Linked DNA regions of Homo sapiens: region 2 is linked to region 1. A link is a loop called in an ENCODE intact Hi-C map of the cell type or tissue named here. Cell type or tissue: heart right ventricle. All regions are shown on one strand. Each heading gives the region's core, and the rest is flanking DNA. Links, peaks and the distances in the headings are about the cores only. Region 1 holds the start of ATP8B1 (ATPase phospholipid transporting 8B1). Region 2 overlaps ATP8B1 (ATPase phospholipid transporting 8B1).

Evidence for each region. Hi-C counts contacts between places; a loop is a spot of excess contacts. Peaks named below come from ENCODE experiments on the same cell type or tissue, not always from the same donor. Only the 100,000 strongest peaks of a DNase experiment are listed, where the experiment ranks them.
Region 2: it touches region 1 in a loop (2.2-fold over the local background); 10 of 110 quality-filtered maps call a loop at or near these places.

What each region holds. Positions count from the first base shown.
Region 1 is chr18:57,799,023-57,808,642 of GRCh38, reverse strand. It overlaps ATP8B1 (ATPase phospholipid transporting 8B1), which reads left to right and starts at 5,328. Exons shown (of 28, transcript NM_001374385.1): 1 at 5,328-5,645. RefSeq lists an enhancer at 5,071-5,708. In heart right ventricle, for the core only: no CTCF peak of the experiment used is centred there; DNase peaks (open chromatin) are centred at 5,082, 5,172, 5,862, 6,532 and 1 weaker place; H3K4me3 peaks cover 4,028 bases; H3K27ac peaks cover 8,000 bases.
Region 2 is chr18:57,707,281-57,716,900 of GRCh38, reverse strand. All of the region lies in intron 2 of ATP8B1 (ATPase phospholipid transporting 8B1), which reads left to right. Among named protein-coding and RNA genes, the nearest start is that of ATP8B1-AS1, 82 kb to the right of the region's middle. RefSeq lists an enhancer at 3,244-3,746. In heart right ventricle, for the core only: no CTCF peak of the experiment used is centred there; a DNase peak (open chromatin) is centred at 4,260; H3K27ac peaks cover 1,871 bases.

The DNA.
Region 1 (9,620 bases), core at 473-8,472:
GGGAGGTGGAGATTGCAGCAAGCTGAGATCGCGCCACTGCACTCCAGCCTGTCGACAGAGTGAGACTGTCTCAAAAAAAAAAAAAAAATCTAGTAAACTTCTATTCACAGCAACCTGGAATTAGCCACATTTAGGGTGCAGGTCAGGAAGGAAGAGGGATAAAGTCCAAAAGGTAAATGTGTTTTCATGACACAATGGAAAATGATGAGAACAGAGCCTAAGATAATACATACAAACTTCCTACAACTACAGGAACACATGGCGACATATACTAACAACAATCGCAAGTTATTTTGGAAAATTATTCATGAACTGTCTGTATTAATTTTACTCATTAAGTTTAACTGGTGTTACATTATCAACATCAGGTAATGTTTATTACATTTCCATAGAGAAATACAGTAAGTGGTTTATTAAAATCTCTTCCTTGTAGAAAAGAATGGTAGACAATCCTACACATTTGCATGCTTATGAATACAAAAGAAAGGGAAGTGAATTTTAATAACATGAATAATTCCTCCTGTAACATTTTATGCATGTTAAGTCTGTGTGATTGCCAAAATCATTGAGACACATTTAGTTACTTGATGTTTAATATTTCTTTTGCAATCTAATTTCTTATTTTAAAATGTTAGTCAGAAAAAAAGAAGTCATTAAGTAGTAAAGGAAGTGGAAAGCCTTGTAACTTAGAAGGAATGTTGGAAAACTCATTGTGCCAGAGAAAATAGAATATATCATCTGTATTTGTTGTTTTAAAAGCCATTTCGAAGGATGTGGGGCAGATATTTGAAAATTCTAATGTCACTTATTGCTAGGACAGATTCACATAAGAGGTGTCTTATCAGATTTAAAATTCTGGATCTGGTCTGGATAATGACTGTGAAGAACTTTCAACTGAGTTAATCTTGACTGCCAAGCATGGGTTACAATAGCACCTAGTGCAGCATGAGTCTTTCCATTGGCATTAAATGCTTTAGCTTAAACGACCACTGGGCTTAGCAAAGAACTGAATACAAGCAGTATCACCTCCATTTAAACATATCTTTTATCACTTATCTTATCTTGTAAAAAAAAAAATTCCAGGAAATAAATTTTCAGTAAAACTGAGCTAGCTCTCTTGGCAACCTCCCTGGCTTTCCTACCCACATCATGCAAATGTACATAAGACTGCTGCCAAGAAAAGGGGGGAAAAAAGAAACAGAGGAAATTATGAACTACAAAAGTTGAAAATCATTGTTACCCTCTTTTAGAAATGGCTATTTCTGGGCACAATGGCTGCAGTGAGCAATGGTCACCACTGCACTCTGGCCTGGGTGCCAGAGTGAGACCCTGTCTCAAAAAAATAATAAAAAATAAAACATAAAAAGAAATGGCCATTTCTGTTACATTTCGTGATTTCCCCCAGCAGCTCGTTGGTTACTAAATGAGAGTGACTTCTAAATAAAACCAGAGTGTTTATTCAATCCCATCTGAGAATGCTGAGAAAGGGCTGCCAAGGCTGGTGGAATCAGGGCTCTGCCAGGACAAAGAAGTCATCTCTCAGTGACTCATGTAAGATGCATTTTAAAATTGTTGCATGTGAGACACTTCCAGTGATTGCCCTGACAAGGCACCCCAAAATTTGGCATGGTTCTTTCAGAAAGGACAAGGTCGGTTTCCAGGTGAGCTAATTCCTTCATCAGCAACACCAGCTGATGCACTCTGAGAACCTCCTTCCTAAGATGAGGAAGACTTACATAGGGGAAGTGTTCTAGGATAAGGTTGTGGAGTTGTGTGGGTGTGGGTGTTTTGTTTTGGTTTTGTTTTTTTTTTTAATTTTTTTTTTGGAGACAGTGTCTTGCCCTGTCACCCAGGCTTGAGTGCAGTGGTGCAATCACAGCTCACTGCAGCCTTCACTTCCTGGGCTCAAAGGATCCTCCCACCCCAGCCTCCTGAGTAGCTGGGACTACAGGTGCGGGCCACCACACCCAGCTAATTTTATTTTGTATTTTTTGTAGAGATGGGATTTCACCATGTTTCCCAGGCTGGTCTCGAACTCCTAGGCTCGAGCAATCCACTGGCCTCAGCCTCGCAAAGTGCTGGGATTATAGGCGTGAGGCACTGCGCCTAGGATAAGGTTTTAACATGCCTCCATCTGGTGGGTTCCATGCAAAATGGGTTTTCAAAGGATTTGTCTCATCAAAGATGAAACTCTACCTTCTTGCAAGTCATTTTTCAAATGCAGCTTTTCAAGAAGCCTACCCTGACCACATTATTTAAAATTGTGACTCATCCTCCAAATCCTAATCTCTTAATCCTGCTCAATTATTATTAGTAGTAGTATTATTATTCGCTCTGTTGCCCAGGCTGGAGTGCAGTGGGGCAATCTCAGCTCACTGCAACCTCTGCCTTCAGGGTTCAAGCAATTATCTGCCTCAGCCTCCTCAGTAGCTGGGATTACAGATGCCCACCATCACGCCTGGCTAATTTTTTGTATTTTTAGTAGAGACAGGGTTTCACCATCTTGGCCATGCTGATCTTGAACTCCTGACCTCATGATCCACCTGCCTTGATCTCCCAAAGTGCTGGGATTACAGGTGTGAGCCATCGTGCCTGGTCTATTATTTTTTAATGTATAAATCTTAAGCATACAGGTCAATGAATTCTTGCATATGCGTCTACTCGTATAATTATCATTCAGATCAAGAAATATAACTTTTACAGCACTCCAAAAGGCAGCTCCTTCAGGGGCCTTCTCCCAGTCCAGCCTGTTCTATTTTTTCAAAGCATTTGCCACCTTTTAAGATACTTGCCGAGTGCAGTGGCTCACGCCTATAATCCCAGCACTTTGGGAGGCTGAGGTGGGTGGATCATGAGGTCACGAGTTCACGACCAGCCTGACCAACATGGTGAAACCTGTCTCTACTAAAAATACAAAAATTAGCCTGGCCTGGTGGCTGTGCCTGTAACCCCAGCTACTCGGGAGGCTGCGGCAGGAGAATTGCTGGAACCCAGGAGGTGGAGGTTGCAGTGAGCCGAGATCACACCACTGCACTCCAGCCTGTGCAACAGAGCGAGCCTCTGTCTAAAAAAAAAAAAAAAAAAAGATATTTGATTGGCTCATAGATGTACCCAAGCAACTAGAAAACTGCCTGACACACAGTAGGCACTCACACTCAAATCTTTGTTGAATGAAAGAATATTATTTTATTTTGAGACAGAGCCTCGCTCTGTTGCCCAGGCTGAAGCGCAGTGGCACAGTCTCGGCTCACTGCCTGCCACCTCAGTCTCCCAGGTTCAATTGATTCTCCTGCTTCAGCCTCTTGAGTAGCTGGGACCACAGGCGCCCGCCACCATGCTTGGCTAATTTTTGTATTTTTAGTACAGGTGGTGGCTCATGACTGTAATCCCAGCACCTTGGGGGGCTGAGGCAGGTGGACCGCTTGAACTGGGGAGTTCAAGACAAGCCTGGGCAACATAGTGAAACCCAACCCTGTCTCTATAAATAAATAAACAAGTAAATAAATGCAGACATCAGAATGGTATTGATCAGATCTAGGTACAGGTGTAGATTGGATGCGTCCTTGTTTAGTCTCTTCTATGTAACATTTTCTTGGACAGGTTGAGCACTTGGTAGTGGATCTGCAAGGAGGGGGTGCCCCCTTTAGTCTGGAATCCCCTCTTGATTCCTAGGTTTGCTGGCATTTATCCAGATAGGGGCAGAGTCTTCCTAAACGGCTTCCCTCCTTTGGAGTCTGCTGCTCCTTGCATGCCATAACCCAGTCTTGAGAACCTGGCTCACCTTCCATTGCTCCCCTCTCCCAGTCAGTTGCAGGTTGTGGCCACTTCGTGCCCTATCTCTCTTCTGTGGTGTCCCTTGAATTTCCTCCTTTTTACTTCCCCTGGCAACTCCTCCGTATGTCGCTGTCCCAGCCTCTCAAGTGATTCTCCCATCTTCAGTTTTATCCTCTCTAGACTATCTCCCTATTATTTTCCCTAAAACACAACCTTGATCATGCTCATGCTCGGTCCTAAATTGTCAACGGTTTGCAGGTGCTACCAAAAACAAGTCTAAATGTCTTAGATCAACCAGTGTCACCAACAGGCCCTATGTTCTCTTGCATCGGTACCTTTGTTCTGTCGTTAGCTTCAGAATATAAGTGCTGGAAGAGACCATCTGGTCCAATCTCATTTTACAAATGAGGAAACTGAGGCCTGGATAGATTGAGTGACTGACCAGCACCTAGTCAGAGATCAAGTTTGACTCATGAAAAAGAAGCCTAGAGCAGCCTCGGGGTTGGTATCAGACAAGATTCTACCAGTTGGCCACCCGTTGAATACCCTCTCTACACAACTCTGATCCTTAAAGCTGTGGATCTTTGAGTCCCATCAAGCACGGCCTCCTGTAGGAAGCCTCTGTGATGACCCAGTTGGGAGTCTGGACTCTTGGGCATAGATGTGAGCCTCTAGGTGACTGGGAATCGTGTGGGAGTCCTGGCTCCCCTACTGCATTTTAAGCAAACTCTGATCTTTGATTTTCCTCCATTCTTATCCCAACGACTCGGTCCATAGTCGGGGAGCGGCAAAAGTCTACTCAAGAAGGAGGGTAATGTCTATACTGCCAGGGAGGCACGATTCACCCGCTCAGACACCAGCCAGCAACGAGGCGCTGAGTCCAAAATTTCCACCTACACCGCGTGGTTCACGGGCCGCACCTTAACTCCTTTTGACTCCAAACCCAAAAAAACTCGATAGCGTTTGGACTCGGCAGAAAGCCTGCTGGCTGCAATCACAGGATACGTTTCTGGAAGTCTTGAGGCGCAGCCTCTTTCTTCACCCTCCACGCGGCGAACTTTGACGCGCATTCGGTGACCGGTCCCCAAACATGACTTGGCATCAAGAGGACACAGCTCCCCTTACCGAGGGAGCTCAGGTCCCGGGCGCGCCGCGGCCCCGCCAGCTTTCCAGGCTGGCTCAGTCCTCGACCCGGGGTGACGGCCAAGCCAGCCAAGGGCAGCGGGAAAGTGACGCTGGGCTGGAGAGGTGTGGTGGCGAGTGCGGCCCCCGGGGAGCTAAGAGCAGCCGCAGCAACTGGGTCTCAGGCTGGGCGAGGCAAGGGCTCGTAGGCTGGGCTCGGAAGACTGAAAGGGGTGCCCACCTGACTCCAGGACGCACGGAGGGCGTGGGGCAGGAGCTGGACCTGGGCCGCCTCGGGCCGCCCCGGGGCTTGCAGTCCAGCCCCTCTCCGCCCTAGGGAGGGAAAAAGGGAGGGGAGAAGGCCGAGCCCGCCTCCAGCCCCAGCCCCAGCCCCAGCGAGGCTCGGCGGCCGCGGCTGCTGGAGGGAAACCAGAGGCACCTCCCCGAGCGGAGAAACCAGTTTGGCCGGTCCGGCGGAGCGGAGGCAAAAGGGCGGCTGCAGAGGAAGGGTGCACGGACGCGGGGCGGGGAAAGGCGGGGGAGCCACTAGCGAGCCGCGAGAGCCGGAGGTGCCGCCGCCAACTAGACACGCTTCCCCGGGCCCCCGGCCAGCCCCCGTGCGCCATGCAGCGCTAGCGCGGCGGCCAGGGCTGGGGCCGGGCGGGCGGCGGCAGCGGCCAGGTGCGCAGCGAGCGCTCCGAGCGGCGCGCACCAGGCGGATGCCCCAGCCGGGGCCCAGCGAACGCCAGGTAAGCAGGGGTGCGGCGCCGGGGGCCCCCAGACCTTCCCAAGCCCCTTGGCCCGGCGGTGTCCTGCAGGTTCCCTGGCCGCTCCCGCCGCACTTTGGAGATCCGGGATGCGGCGGCAGCAGCTGTCAGCGCCCTCGGACTCCCGAGCCCGCACAGGTGGGATTTGGGTGGAGGTGCTGGGAGCCCCCGAGGCCTCGGGGACGGCGAGACACGGCCGGCTGGGCAGGCAGCGCTGCGGAGAGTTCCGTGGGGTTTTCACCTGCCTAGAGGAGGGAAATCTCGGGGTGTTTGGGTTCTTCGATCGGTAGCGACACACATGTCCGGGGGTTAAGCCAGGTAGGGCTTGCGGCTCCTTGGGGGATGCCGCTGGCTCCTGTGCGGTGGCTACCGCCCCTCTGGAAGACCCCGGTGACCGGGTCCTGCTGGGGCGCTCTTTGGGAGCAGATGCCAACGTGTCCGAAAAGGACTTGCGGGCCAAACGTATCTGACCGCGGCCCACCTGCCGGGAGGGATGGAGGGGGTGAGATCGCTCTCCTCCCCAGCTCCTGTGGCAGGGCCAGGTACTCCCAGACATCTTCCGTGCGCTTTATTGTGGGATGGGGAGGGGAGGTGATGGGGAAGACCGACACCACTGTTTTTCCGGTGACTGTCGGGTCGCGTCCGCCAGCCCCGCTGAGATGGCTGCAGGCATCTCCTTCCCTCAGCAGTTTGGTGCCCTGCGCTGTCACCTCGCTGTGTGCACGAGGAGGGGCAACTTGTTGGGGGGCGCGGGGAGATGTTGCAGAGAATGGCCCAGTGCTTTAACACCCCTCGCCCCCACTTCTCCAACTCCCTCCTTCTCCCCAAAGTGAAAGAAAAGTTCTGAAGTGTCTGCCCAACTTTTCCGACGGAGGCGTGTGCCTGTGGTCCCTGCCGGGGGTTGGTGGCTGGTTGCGGGGGGGGGCGGTGCTCGGAGCGCAGATCCGTGACGGTTGTACGGGGGAGACTGGATTGCAGTAAGGATGCAAATTGGGGAAGGGGGATTGACACGCAGAAGTAAGGAGGACTTGGGCCGCGCTTCTGCCCGGTGAGTACCCGCTCAACCCTACCCGACCCCCTTGGCCTGCACGCGCTGCCCTTGGGGGCTGCAAGCTCTTCCTGGGTAGCTCCAGACGCCGCCGAGTTCCTCTCCCGGAAACTGGCCTCCCTGTTGGCGTGAGAAAATATTCGCTCCCATCTTCCTGGTTGCATTGCCTTCAAAATTTTGCCACTACCCATGGGAAACTAAAAAAAGAAAAAACTAGTGGGATGTTTGGAGATCACCCGGCACACGGTAGGTTATCGATGAAGGTTAACTGCTTTCAGGAACAAAAGCTAAAAAAAACCACGCGTGATAAAGCCTCCAGGGATAGTGAATACGAGCCCGTATATATGGGGGACACGACAGCAAATGTGAAGTAGAAGCGCTAATTTTCGTCCGCTAAGGAATACTTTTGTGTTAGACCTAAGATGCCGTTCATTAATTCTGGGCCTGTTGTTGAAGGCTTTATTAAACCCTATTATAAATGCGCAGACTGTGCACAAGATGATTAATGCTTATTAGCTGATTACTTTCTGGGGGAGAAGTCACGCCTGCCTGCAGTTAACTCCTCTGAATTCTCTTAATGATTTTCATTAGGTGGTGGAGTTTTCCTTGCTATAATTTTGGGAAGGAACATTAACCACTTTGTTCATTCGTCGTTTTCCAGTGGCTGTATTTTAGTAACTTTTAGTGATTCTTTGCGTGGGTTATTAAGGGCCGAGCAAGACTCTTTTGGTTATTACTGTCCAACACAGATGCCACCTGTGTGAGGTCAGCTCTGGCTGCTTTCAAGTTTTCCTTATGGATTTTAAGGAACACACACACCTGTGTGCACATGTTATTACATCCTAGTGATAGAACTGGGAGAGGTTTTGTTTTGTTTTTTGTTCAATAGAAGTTTAAAAATAATAATGTGGTACAGCAAATGGCTTCGCAAAAAGAAGTCTTCGGTGGTAAGGCAAGTTCAGGACTGATTTTATGTTTAATCTGATTTTCAGTCTAGGGGATCTTAGTGCTAATGGAGTCACTACCAGATCTGGCTGTAGAATGTTCTTTTCCTTTCCTTCCGTCCATTCCTCTTTCCTCTTTCTTTTCCATCCTTTTGAAGCAAGGAGTAGTGGAAAATATAAAAATGCCCACAGATTTCAGTTCTTTTCCTTATTAATTGTATAACCTTAAATGAATTCTTGTTTTCTGAACCTCTGTTTGCTGCTCTGTTGAGGGGAAAAGATATTATCAATCTCTTTGGATTGTTGAAAGAATTAAATCAGAGAACATATGAATGTTCTTTATATATAGTCAGTGTTTGAATGTTGGTTTCTTACTTTCTTTATTAGATTGATATCTAAAAATACTATTATTGCAGGTATCTGGTATATTTTTAAGATTTTATTGCCTTATGAATTAAAATTCCATTTTAGTTTTTTATAAGCAACATTCACAGAATGCAGGTAATTCTAACAACTCCAGAGAGATTTTTCCTAGTTACCTTTGCTCTTTAGTGTCGGTTACTGAAAAAGAAACCGATGCACTCATGAATGCAGAGGAACTTGCTTTTTAGGTACCAGAACAAGTTGTTTTTTAAAATTTTTTATAAATAAAATACATAGAGACAGGGCCTTGTTATGTTGCCCAGGCTGATCTAAAACTCCTGGCCTCAAGCAATCCTCCTGCCTTGGCCTCCCAAAGTGCTGGGATTACAGGTGTGAGCCACTGTGCCTGGCCCCAGAACAATTTATGTCCCAAATCTCTCTAAAAAGAGATGCCTTTTAAATTGCTTAAGCACTTAATTTTAGAGTTTATTTGTACACTTGGTTCTAGTTTAGTCTCCTGGAAAGTTTTTCTTAGTGGTGTCTTTAGGTATCTTGTGAGTTTTCAGGTCTGTTGACATTCAGTTAGATTAATTGTATTCATGCCTGTAGGTTTTTTGTTTCTTATTAAGTAAAAAATTAATTTGCTGCCAGAAGAGTGTTAATACCATAAAAAGAAGACAGGTTATATTTTTCATTTTGTTAACCAAGTTACTCCTGAATCCCCATTCCCATGCCCAGCTAAAAGTAATACCTAATCTAAGATCTTTTGAGGTCCTCTATCACTGAAGACCTGGTATTGTTTAGGAAGATTCTGAAAGCATATATATGTGCATGTATGTATATAGATATGAGCATGTCTATATACGTGTGTATATGTATATATTAGTCTTGTTTCTCATTTTCTTTTTTTTTTTTTTTTTGAGACAGAGTCTTGCTCTGTCGCCCAGACTGGAGTGCAAGTGGTGTAATCTCACTGCAACCTCCTCTTCGCTGGTTCAAGCAATTCTCGTGTCTCAGCCTCCCGAGTAACTGAGATCACAGGCGTGTGCCACCATGCTCAGCTAATTTTTGTATTTTTAGTAGAGACGGGTTTCACCATGTTGGCCAGGCTAGTCTCAAACTCCTGGCCTCAAGCAATCCACCAAAGTGGCCTCCCAAAGTGCTGGGATTATAGGCGTGAGCCACCGCACCCGGCCTCATTTTCTTAAAAAACAGATAACTTTTTATCATCTGAATCTTTAAGGCCATATTGGTACTTTCTTTGATACTTATAAATGCACTGCACTTTTAAATAAATTGTTGCCCAACCCTTCCACAATGAGAAATATGTTTCATAACTGGTCCCTGCAAGCAGTCCAGAGGCAGCAGTGAAACAGAGGTTGCCAGCCTTGGAGTCTTTTGACCTGGGTTGGAACGCAGGCCTCATAGCTTCCTAGGTGCATAACCTAGGGCAAGTTACCTTGCCTCTCTAGGCTTCAGTTTCCTCATCTGTAAATGGGATAATAATAGTATGGCCTCACAAGGCTGTGTGATGAGTTCCAAATGAGATAGCTTAGGTAGAGGACTTAGCACACAGTTCAGTAAAAGGTAGTCGTTAATACA
Region 2 (9,620 bases), core at 733-8,732, 92 kb after region 1:
AGAATGATCCACGTGCTGAGGAAAAGAATGTGTATTCTACAGCTGTTGTATGAAATATTTTATAAATATCTATTTGGTCTATAGTGCAGATTAAGTCCCATGTTTCTTTGTTGATTTTCTGTCTGGAAGATCTGTCCAGTGCTGAAAGTGTAGTGTTGATGTCTCCAGCTATTATTTTACTGGGGTCTATCACTCTCTTTAGCTCTAGTAATATTTGCTTTATATATCTGGGTGCTCCAGTGTAAGGTGGATAAATATTTAAAACTATTATATCCTCTTGCTGAACTGACCTCTTTATCATTATATAGTGACTTTGTCTCTTCTTATAGTTTTGTCTTGAAATCTATTTTGTCTGATATAAATATAGGTATCCTGTTCTTTTTTGCTTTCCATTGGCATGGAATATCTTCTTCAATCCCTTCATTTTCAGTCCAGGTGGAGTGTCTGTTGTAGGCAACAGATCACTGGGTCTTTTTTTTTTTTAAATCTATTCAGCCACTCTATATCTTTTGATTGACAGTTTAGCCCATTTACATTCGATGTTATATTGATAAGTAAGGACTTACTCTTGCCATTTTGTTATGTTTTCCGGTGGCTTTGTGGTCTTCTCTTCCTTCTTTCCTCCCTTCCCTTCTGCCTTTTAGTGAAGGTGGTTTTCTCTTGTGGTGTGCTTTAATTTCCTGCTTTTTATTTTGTATATATCCATTGTATGTTTTTTGATTTGAGGTTACCATGAGGCTTGTAAGTACTGTCTAATAACTCATTATTTTAAGCTAAAAGAAAACTAATAAACTCTACACTTTAACTTCCTCCCTCTGCTTTTTAACTTTTTATTGTTTCTATTTATATCTTATTGTACTATGTCTTGAAAAGTTGTTCTAGTCACTATTTTTTATCAGTTAATCTTTTAGTCATTTTACTGAAGAGTAGTTTACATGTCACAGTCACAGTGTTATACTATTCTGGGTTTTTCTGTATACTTAACTGTTACCAGTGAGTTTTGTGCCTTCAGGTGATTTCTTATTGCTCACTAACATCGTTTACTTTCTGATTAATGTACTCTGTTTAGCATTTCCTGTAGGACAGGTCTAGTGTTGATGAAATCCCTCAGCTTTTGTTTGTCTGGGAAGGTCTTCATTTCTCCTTTATGCTTGAATATATTTTCCTTCAGCACTTTAAATATGTCATGCCACTCTCTCCTGGCCTATAAGGTTTCCACTGAAAAGTCTGCTGCCAGACGTATTGGAGTGCCATTGTATTTTATTTGTTTCTTTTCTTTTGCTGCTTTTAGGATCCTTCCTTTTATCCTTGACTTTTAGGAATTTGATTACTAAATGCCTGAGGTAGTCTTCTTTGGGTTAATCTGCTTGGTGTTCTACAACCTTCTTGTTCTTGGATATTGATATCTTCCTCTAGGTTTGGGAAGTTCTCTGTTATTATCCTTTGAATAAACTTTCTACCCCTGTCTCTTTCTCTACCTCCACTTTAATGCCAATAACTCTTAGATTTGCTTTTTTAAGTCTATTTTCTAGATCTTGTAGGTGTACTTCTTTCTTTTTTATTCTTTTTTCTTCTGTCTCCTCTGACCATATTTTCCAATAGCTTACCTTCCAGCTCACTAATTCTTTGTTCCACTTATTCAATCCTGGTATTAAAAGTCTCTGATGCATTCTTCAGTATGTCGGTTGCATTTTTCAACTCCGGAATTTCAGCTTGACTCTTTTTAATTATTTCAATCTCTGTTACATTTATCTGATAGAATTCTAAACTTTTTCTGTGTTGTCTTGAATTTCTTTGAGTTTCCTCTTTGTTAAGTTTATCTGATAGAGTTCTGAATGTCTTCTCTGTGCTATCTTGAATTTCTTTGAGTTTCCTCAAAATGGCAATTTTGAATTTTCTGTCTGAAAGGTCATATAGTTTTGTTTCTGCAGGTTTGGCCCCTGGTGTCTTATTTAGTTTGTTTGGTGAAGTCATGTTTTCCTGGATGTTCTTGATGCTTGTGGATGTTCATCAATGTCTGGGCATTGAAGAGTTAGATATTTATTGTAGCTCTCACAGTCTGGGCTTGTTTATACCCATCCTTCTTGGGAAGGATTTCCAGGTATTCAAAAGAACTTGGATATTATGATTGAACCCATATCTGCATTAGGGGGCATCCCAAGCTCAATAACGCTGCATTTCTTGCAGACTATCTGGAAGAATTATCTGGATTATCAAGCCCACACTCTTGTTCTTGTTGCTTACTTTCTCCCAAACAGAATCAATCTCTCTCTCTCTCTTTTTTTGCTCTTTCTCTCTCCCCCTTCCCCCCTCCCTCCTCTCCCTTTCTCCTTCTCTCTCTCCCTCTGTTCTGGGCCACCCAGAGCTAGGGGGGTGGAGATACAAGCACCAATATGGCCATCACCACTGAGAATGTACTGGGTCAGACATGAAGCTGGCACCACACTGGGTCTCGCCATGGCCCACTGTAACCATGATCTGGCTGCCTATGTTCCCTCAATGCCCTGTTGTGAAGCCAGCCAGGCTAGCTTCAAGCCAGTGAGTTCCCCCAGGCTGCAGCCAGATCCAGAGATGCCATCTGGGAGCCATGGACTGGAGTCCAAAACCTTAGAAATCTGCTTGGTGTCCTATCTATTCTACTGTGGCTGAGCTGGCACTCAAACCATTAGCCAGTCCTTTCCACTATTCTGCCCTTTCCACAGGCTCAGGGGCCTCTCCCCATGTCCACCACCACCACAGGCCTATGAGGAGTGCTGCCAGGTTACTGCTGATGTTCGGTAAAGGCCTATGGCCTCTTCAGTCAGCTTGTGGTAAATCCTTTCAGTCACCCTTCAGGGCAGTGAGCTCCCCTCTGGCAAAAAGCAAGTCCAGAGATGTCATCCAAGAACCTAAGGCCTAGACTCAGGGACCCCAAGAGGGGTCTCTATTTGTTGCTTTACCCCACTGTGGCCAAGGTGGTAGCAAGTGCAAGGCAGGCTGGGCGCAGTGTCTCATGCCTGTAATCCCAGCACTTTGGGAGGCTGAGGCGGGCAGATCACTTGAGGCCAGGAGTTAGAGACCAGCCTGGCCAACATGGCGAAACCCTGTCTCTACTAAAAATAAAAAAAATTAGGCCGGGCGCGGTGGCTCACTCCTGTAATCCCAGCATGTTGGGAGGTCAAGGTGGGTGGAACACTTGAGGTCAGGAGTTCAAGACTGGCCTGACCAACATGGTGCAACCCCATCTCTACTAAAAATACAAAATTAGCCAAGCATGGTGGCACACACCTCTAATCCCAGCTACTCGGGAGGCTGAGGCAGGAGAATTGCTTGAACCCGGTAGGTGGAGGTTGCAGTGAGCTGAGATCGCACCACTGCACTCCATCCTGGGTGACAGAGTGAGAAACCATCTCAAATAAAATAAAATAAAATAAAATAAAATAAAAAATTTTTAAAAATTAGCTGGGCATGGTGGTACATGCCTGTAATCCCAGCTACTCAGGAGGCTGAGGCATGAGAATTGCTTGAACCCAGGAGGCACAGGTTGCAGTGAGCTGAGATGACACCATTGCACTCCAGCCTGGGCAAAATAGCAAGACTCTATCTCTGAAAAGAAAGAAAGAGAGAGAGAGAGAAAGAAAAAAGAAAGAAAGAAAGAGAAAGAAAGAAAGAAAGAAAGAAGGAAGGAAGGAAGGAAGGAAGGAAGGAAGGAAGGAAGGAAGGAAAGAAAGAAAGAAAGAAAGAAAGAAAGAAAGAAAGAAAGAGAAAGATCAAGAGCAAGACAAAGCACCCTTTAATTTTCCTTCTGCTTTTCTCAAGCGGAAGGAATCTCTCACCATGGCCACCACAGCTGGGAATGTGCTGGGTCACAACTAAAGCCAGAATATCTTAGCCTCAATTAAGGCCCACAGCCTTGGATATTAACTGGGTATCACTACTGTTTATTCAGGGCTCAAGGGCTCTTTCATCAGCAGGTGATGGATCCTGCCAGAGCTGGGTCCTTGCCCTGCAAGGCAGCAGGCTCCCTTCTGATCCAGGATTGTCTAGAAATGTTGTCTGGGAACTAGGGCCTGAAACAGCCTCATGACCCTGCCTGGTGCCCTATCCTACTGTGGCTGAGCTGGTATCCAAGATGCAAGACAAAGTTCTCTTTACTCCTCCCTCTCATCTCCTCAAGCAGAAGGAAGAGGTCTCTTTTGGAGCAGTGAGGTTGGCGGGGAGGGGCCGAGCAAGCATTCCACTAGCTGCTCTGGCTGGTGTCTCAGTAGGTCATGTGCCTGCTAAGTCAACTGGCTCCAAGTCCAGCTCAGCACTAGGACTTGCCTAAGAGTTGTAGTTCATGGGGCCTACACTGCCTTTCAATTTTATTTAGAGCCCCAGGGCACTTTGGCCCTCGGTGACGAGGTTTGCCAGAATTCAAGTTCTGACCAAGGTACAGGAGATTCCCCTCTGGCTAGGGCTGGTCTAAATGCTCCCTCTATGGTCTGGCATCAGCTGAGTTCAGCCTGCTTTTGCTTTCTACTGTCTGTAACAGGGCAGCACTGAGTTCAGTGCAAAGCCTCACAATCGCTGCACTGTCCCTCTCCCAAGCGTACAGATTTTCTCTCCATGCCACACATCTGGTGCTGGGGCTGGGGGAGGGGTGGCATTGGCAATTCAAGACTATTTTTCCTACCCTCTTCAGTCCTTTTTCAGCAATATAAAGTTAAAACCAGGTACTGTGAGTGCCTGATTTTTTGGTTTTTATAAAGGTGCTTTTTTGTTTGTAGATAGTTGTTAAATTTGATGTTCCTATGGGAATTACAATTCGTGCGAGCTTCTATTTGGCCACCTTGCTCCTCTCCATATTCGCCATATATATATATATATATATGCCAATAGAGGGAAGGAGAGGAATCACAAACATTGCTTTAAAACAGTAATACATGTAAATGATCCAATTAGAAAAGGGTCCAGAATGAAAATGAAGTTTTCCTTCCTGCCTCTCCTGTCCCTCAGTCATGCAGTTTCCTTTCCAAAAAAAATACTGCTGGTCTGGGCACGGTGGCTCACACCTGTAATCCCGGCACTCTGGGAGGCCAAGGCAGGAGGATAGCTTGTGGGCAGCAGTTCAAGACCAGCCTGGTCTGCAAAGCAAGACCTCATCTTTACAAAAAAATTTAAAAATTAGGTACGATGGCGTGCACTTTAGTCTCAGCTACTCCAGAAGTTGAGGTGGGAGGATCACTTGAGCCCAGGAGTTCAGAGGCTGCAGTGAGCTATGAGCATGCCACTGCACTCCAGCCCAGGTGCCACAGTGAGACTTTGTCTTTTAAAAAAATGACAAAAAGAAATTACGGTTACCAGTTTCTCAAAATATGTCCTTCCAGAGAGATACACGTTTGTATGCGCAAAGAATGCTTGCAAACTTGCTTCCTCATATACCCATACACATATGCAGAAACAGATGTGCACGTGTGTGTACATATATGCATTCATATTGTGTATGAATTCTATGCATCACACAGCTGAAAGCACAAGATGGTAGATACCCTTCTGCTTTTGTCTCTTAACAGTGTAATTTGGAGGTAATTCCTACCATATTTATGGGGTCACCTCATTCTTTTTTTGCTGACTGCATAGGCTATCATTGTAATCGTGTTTAACTGGCTGTTCCCAGTAGGCATTTGGGTTGTTTCTAGTCGTTCTGATAAATAGGGCTGCATTGAAAATCCCTGCAGTAGGTACATGGGGGATATTTCCTAGAAGTGTGATTATTTGGTCAGTGCATGTGTGTGTTAAATTTTGAGATCTGGCCAAATTACTCTCCATAAAGGCTACCTCAGAGTGTCTGTTTCTCTGCTCTCTTTTGAACCTAGAATGTCATCCCAAGCATTACCATGTGCCAATGTTTTGCTATTATAGGATAAAAACTACTATCTCAGTGAAGAATTGCATTTCTCTTTTAGGAACCCAAATATCTTCTCACAGGTTTAAGAGCCATTTGAGGCCAGGTACAGTGGCTCATGCCCATTATCCCGGCACTTTGGGAGGCCGAGGTGGGCAGATCACCTGAGGTCAGGAGTTCAAGACCAGTCTGGCCAACATGATGAAACCCGGTCTCTACTAAAAATACAAAAATTAGCCGGGCATGATGGTGGGCGCCTGTAACCCCAGCTACTCAGGAGAGTGAGGCAGGAGAATCTCTTGAACCCAGGAGACGGAAGTTGCAGTGAGCTGAGATCGCATCATTGGACTCCAGCCTCAGCGAGAACAGCATTGAATTTCCCTTTGTATGAACTGTCTTTTCATGTCCTTTAGCCATTCTCTCTTCAATTGTTTCTATGGTTTTTTTTTCTTTTTGATGTTGGACTTTTTATCTACTTGTTTTCCTTGTTTGCTGCAGTGTGTACCAACCAGTGCAGCTTCTTGGTTGTTGGTGGGTCTGTAAGCAAGCGTTCGGAGCCAGCACAGAGAGGATGAGAGGAGGGCTGCACTCATCTGCTCTTCCAGATGGCACTGATCAAAGGACGTGGTGATCATGGGAACACTCTGGAGAGCACGTAGCCATATTTAGATATATTGACAACACAACCATTTAGTAGACTCAGGGTGACTTTAAGCCACATGTCACATGGCAGCTGTTAAAATCATCTCTGTACATGTACATGGATAGTTCTGATGGCACACCCTTGTTAGCTTTGTAGCTTTTAGCTAAAGGGCCATATGGTGAAGGTGCATTTTTTGCATTTCTTATTTCTTCTCTTTTCTTTGTCAATATATCCATTCTAGAAAATGAGATGAGCCAGGCACAGTGTGGTGCATGCCTGTAATCCCAGCTACTCTGAAGGCTGAGGCAGGAGGATCACTTGAGCCCAGGAATTTGAGGCCAGCCTAGGCACTGGGCAACATAGTGAGACTCCGTCTCTTAAAAAAAAAAAAAAAGAAAAGAAAAGAAAAAGTGGCCAGGCATGGTGACTCAAGCCTGTAATCCCAGCACTTTGGGAGGTCGAGGCAGGTGGACCACCTGAGGTTAGGAGTTTGAGAACAGCCTGATCAATATGGTGAAACCCTGTCTCTACTAAAAATACAAAAATTAGCCGGGCGTGGTGGTGTGCACCTGTAGTCCCAGCTACTCGGGAGGCTGAGATAGGAGAACTGCTTGAACCTGGGAGGCAGAGGCTGCAGTGAGCTGAGATCGCACCACTGCACTCCACCCTGGATGACAGAACAAGACTGTCTCAAACAAAAAAAAAATGAAAAAAGAAAGAAAAAAGGACAAAAAAAGAAAATGGGGCAAGATGCTTACTCTTTCTGTAAATTATCTTTGTAGTTCAAGTGTCCAGTAAAGTTCTCTGTTCCAAGCAGACACTTAAAATAAATATTTGCTCAAAAAGGTCAATTCCTCCACGTGCTGTTTTGCTGCCCTTCCTAAAGGCATGTGTATCAGTGCAGCACTTCTTAACTGATGTTAATAAGTGTTCTGTGATTTTTTAAAAAGTGCCTATGATTATATTAATTTTGGAAAAGCTATTTTAAATATTAAAGCATTTTAAACATTTAACTTATAAAATAAAATCAGTTTATTTACTACAGGACTTCTCACAGCCTTTAATGTACAAGCAAATCCACCGAACTTCCAAGAGAGGGTTGCAAGGTGCTGTCTTCTGCAAGTGTGTCTGTCCATGGAGCTCTGTTTTCATATTTTCATGGTATCTCATTGAAATACAGCTCAAGCAATTAGCCTAAACTCATAGATGAATAAAGAGTAGACATCAATTTGTTTGTCCCCTGATTTGTCTGAATTAGGCCAAACAAGGATCTTTAACTGGAAATAGGGTTATTGATTACTTGACTGCAGTCAGATTTCTAAAATTGAGTAAAAACGTGTTTGCGGTTCAATTGCAGACAAAGACATACTGGTTACTTTCTCCAGGCTCCCCACAGTATTGGCAGAAGTGTAAAATTAAGAGATCAAGGTCATTTCTGGTAACCCCTCACTGCACCTACTCGAGGTCTGATGCCACCCTCTCTGTCTGAATCATCCAAATCAAAATTGGCCAGGGATGAGGGTATAGTGCTGGGACCAGACAGAGCCACCACCAGCTGGTGGCTTAATTATGAAGCAAATTTATAGAGCCACAAGGGGGATGGACCAGAAGTGGACTGGGAAAGATCATTATGTCCAGCTCCTTAACAGGGCAGTTTCTTCTTTCCACTTGAGTTATTTCTAAAATTGACTTTTTAAAAATCCCTTATTGGCCTTTTCTGTCTTCTTGAGAAATCTTGTCTGTTTTTCTTCTCAGCCTTCCTGAAATGCGTAACAGTGGTTCTGAACAGTGTTCTAGAACCCTGGTGGTGGGGATGTGTCACAAGTCATCTGTGTGCTAAAGTAAACCATTAAAAGCACATGCATTTGCAAATTACCACCAAATAGAATGGATTCAAGAGTACCTTATGTAAGGTCTTATCTACCTACTTTGAGAACGCCTTTTTGAGTGGAATGAGCTGTTCTGATTGCCTATGTGATTACAGTGCTTATGAGTGGCTTTATATTTCCATTTTTATTTTCCCTTTTGATAAGATTGCACTTGAGCTACAAAGATACCAGGAACATTTTCATTTGTAATAACACAACTGTTATGATTACCCGATGAAAGGCAGCCAAAATGATGCGAGAAAAATGTTCAATAGTGATATTGTGGCTTTAAAAAAGCAATCAGGTTAATTATTTGCATTCCTCAATAGTCTACACTTGTTACTTTTTTTTTTTTTTTTTTTTTTTGAGACAGAGTTTCCGTCTGTCGCCCAGGCTGGAGTGCAGTGGCACTATCTCGGCTCACTGCAACCTCTGCCTCCCAGGTTCAAGAGATTCTCCTGCCTCAGCCTCCTGAGTAGCTGGGATTACAGGCATGCACCACCATGCCCCATTACTTTTTTGTGTTTTTAGTAGAGACGGGGTTTCACCATGTTGGCCAGGCTGGTTTTGAACTCCTGACCTCAAGTGATCCATCCACCTCGGCCTCCCAAAGTGCTAGGATTACAGGCATGAGCCACCATGCTCGGCCTACACTTGTTACTCTTGCCATATTGTCTATATTTCCTTTGGAGTAGGAGTCTAGAAAATACATCATTTTGCCAGGCACAGTGGCTCACGCCTGTAATCCCAGGACTTTGGGAGGCCAAGGCTGGTGGATCACCAGGTCAGAAGTTCAAGACCAGACTGGCCAATATGGTGAAACCCCGTCTCTACTAAAAATACAAAAATTAGCCGGGTGTGGTGGCAGGCACCTGTAATCCCAGCTACTCAGGAGGCTGAGGCAGAAGAATCACTTGAACCCGGGAGGCAGAGGTTGCAGTGAGCCGAGATCACACAATCTTTATTATTATAGTTGTTAAGACTGATATTTTTGTAATTTTTTACTTTCAAGTGTCTTTTAATATATTCCCATCTCCAAAAATAGTTGTGCCACACTCATTGTTAATTTCTCTTCTCTGCCAATTTGGTGGGGATTCATCAACACCTAGTTCTCTCCATTATGTGCGTCACTCAAGGGAGCTTCATCCAGCATGCATGTTCATGGAGAACTTGGTGCCAAAGAGGTGCTTCCTCATTCTCTTTTCTTTTCTTTTCTGTTTGTTTTTTTGAGATGGAGTCTTGC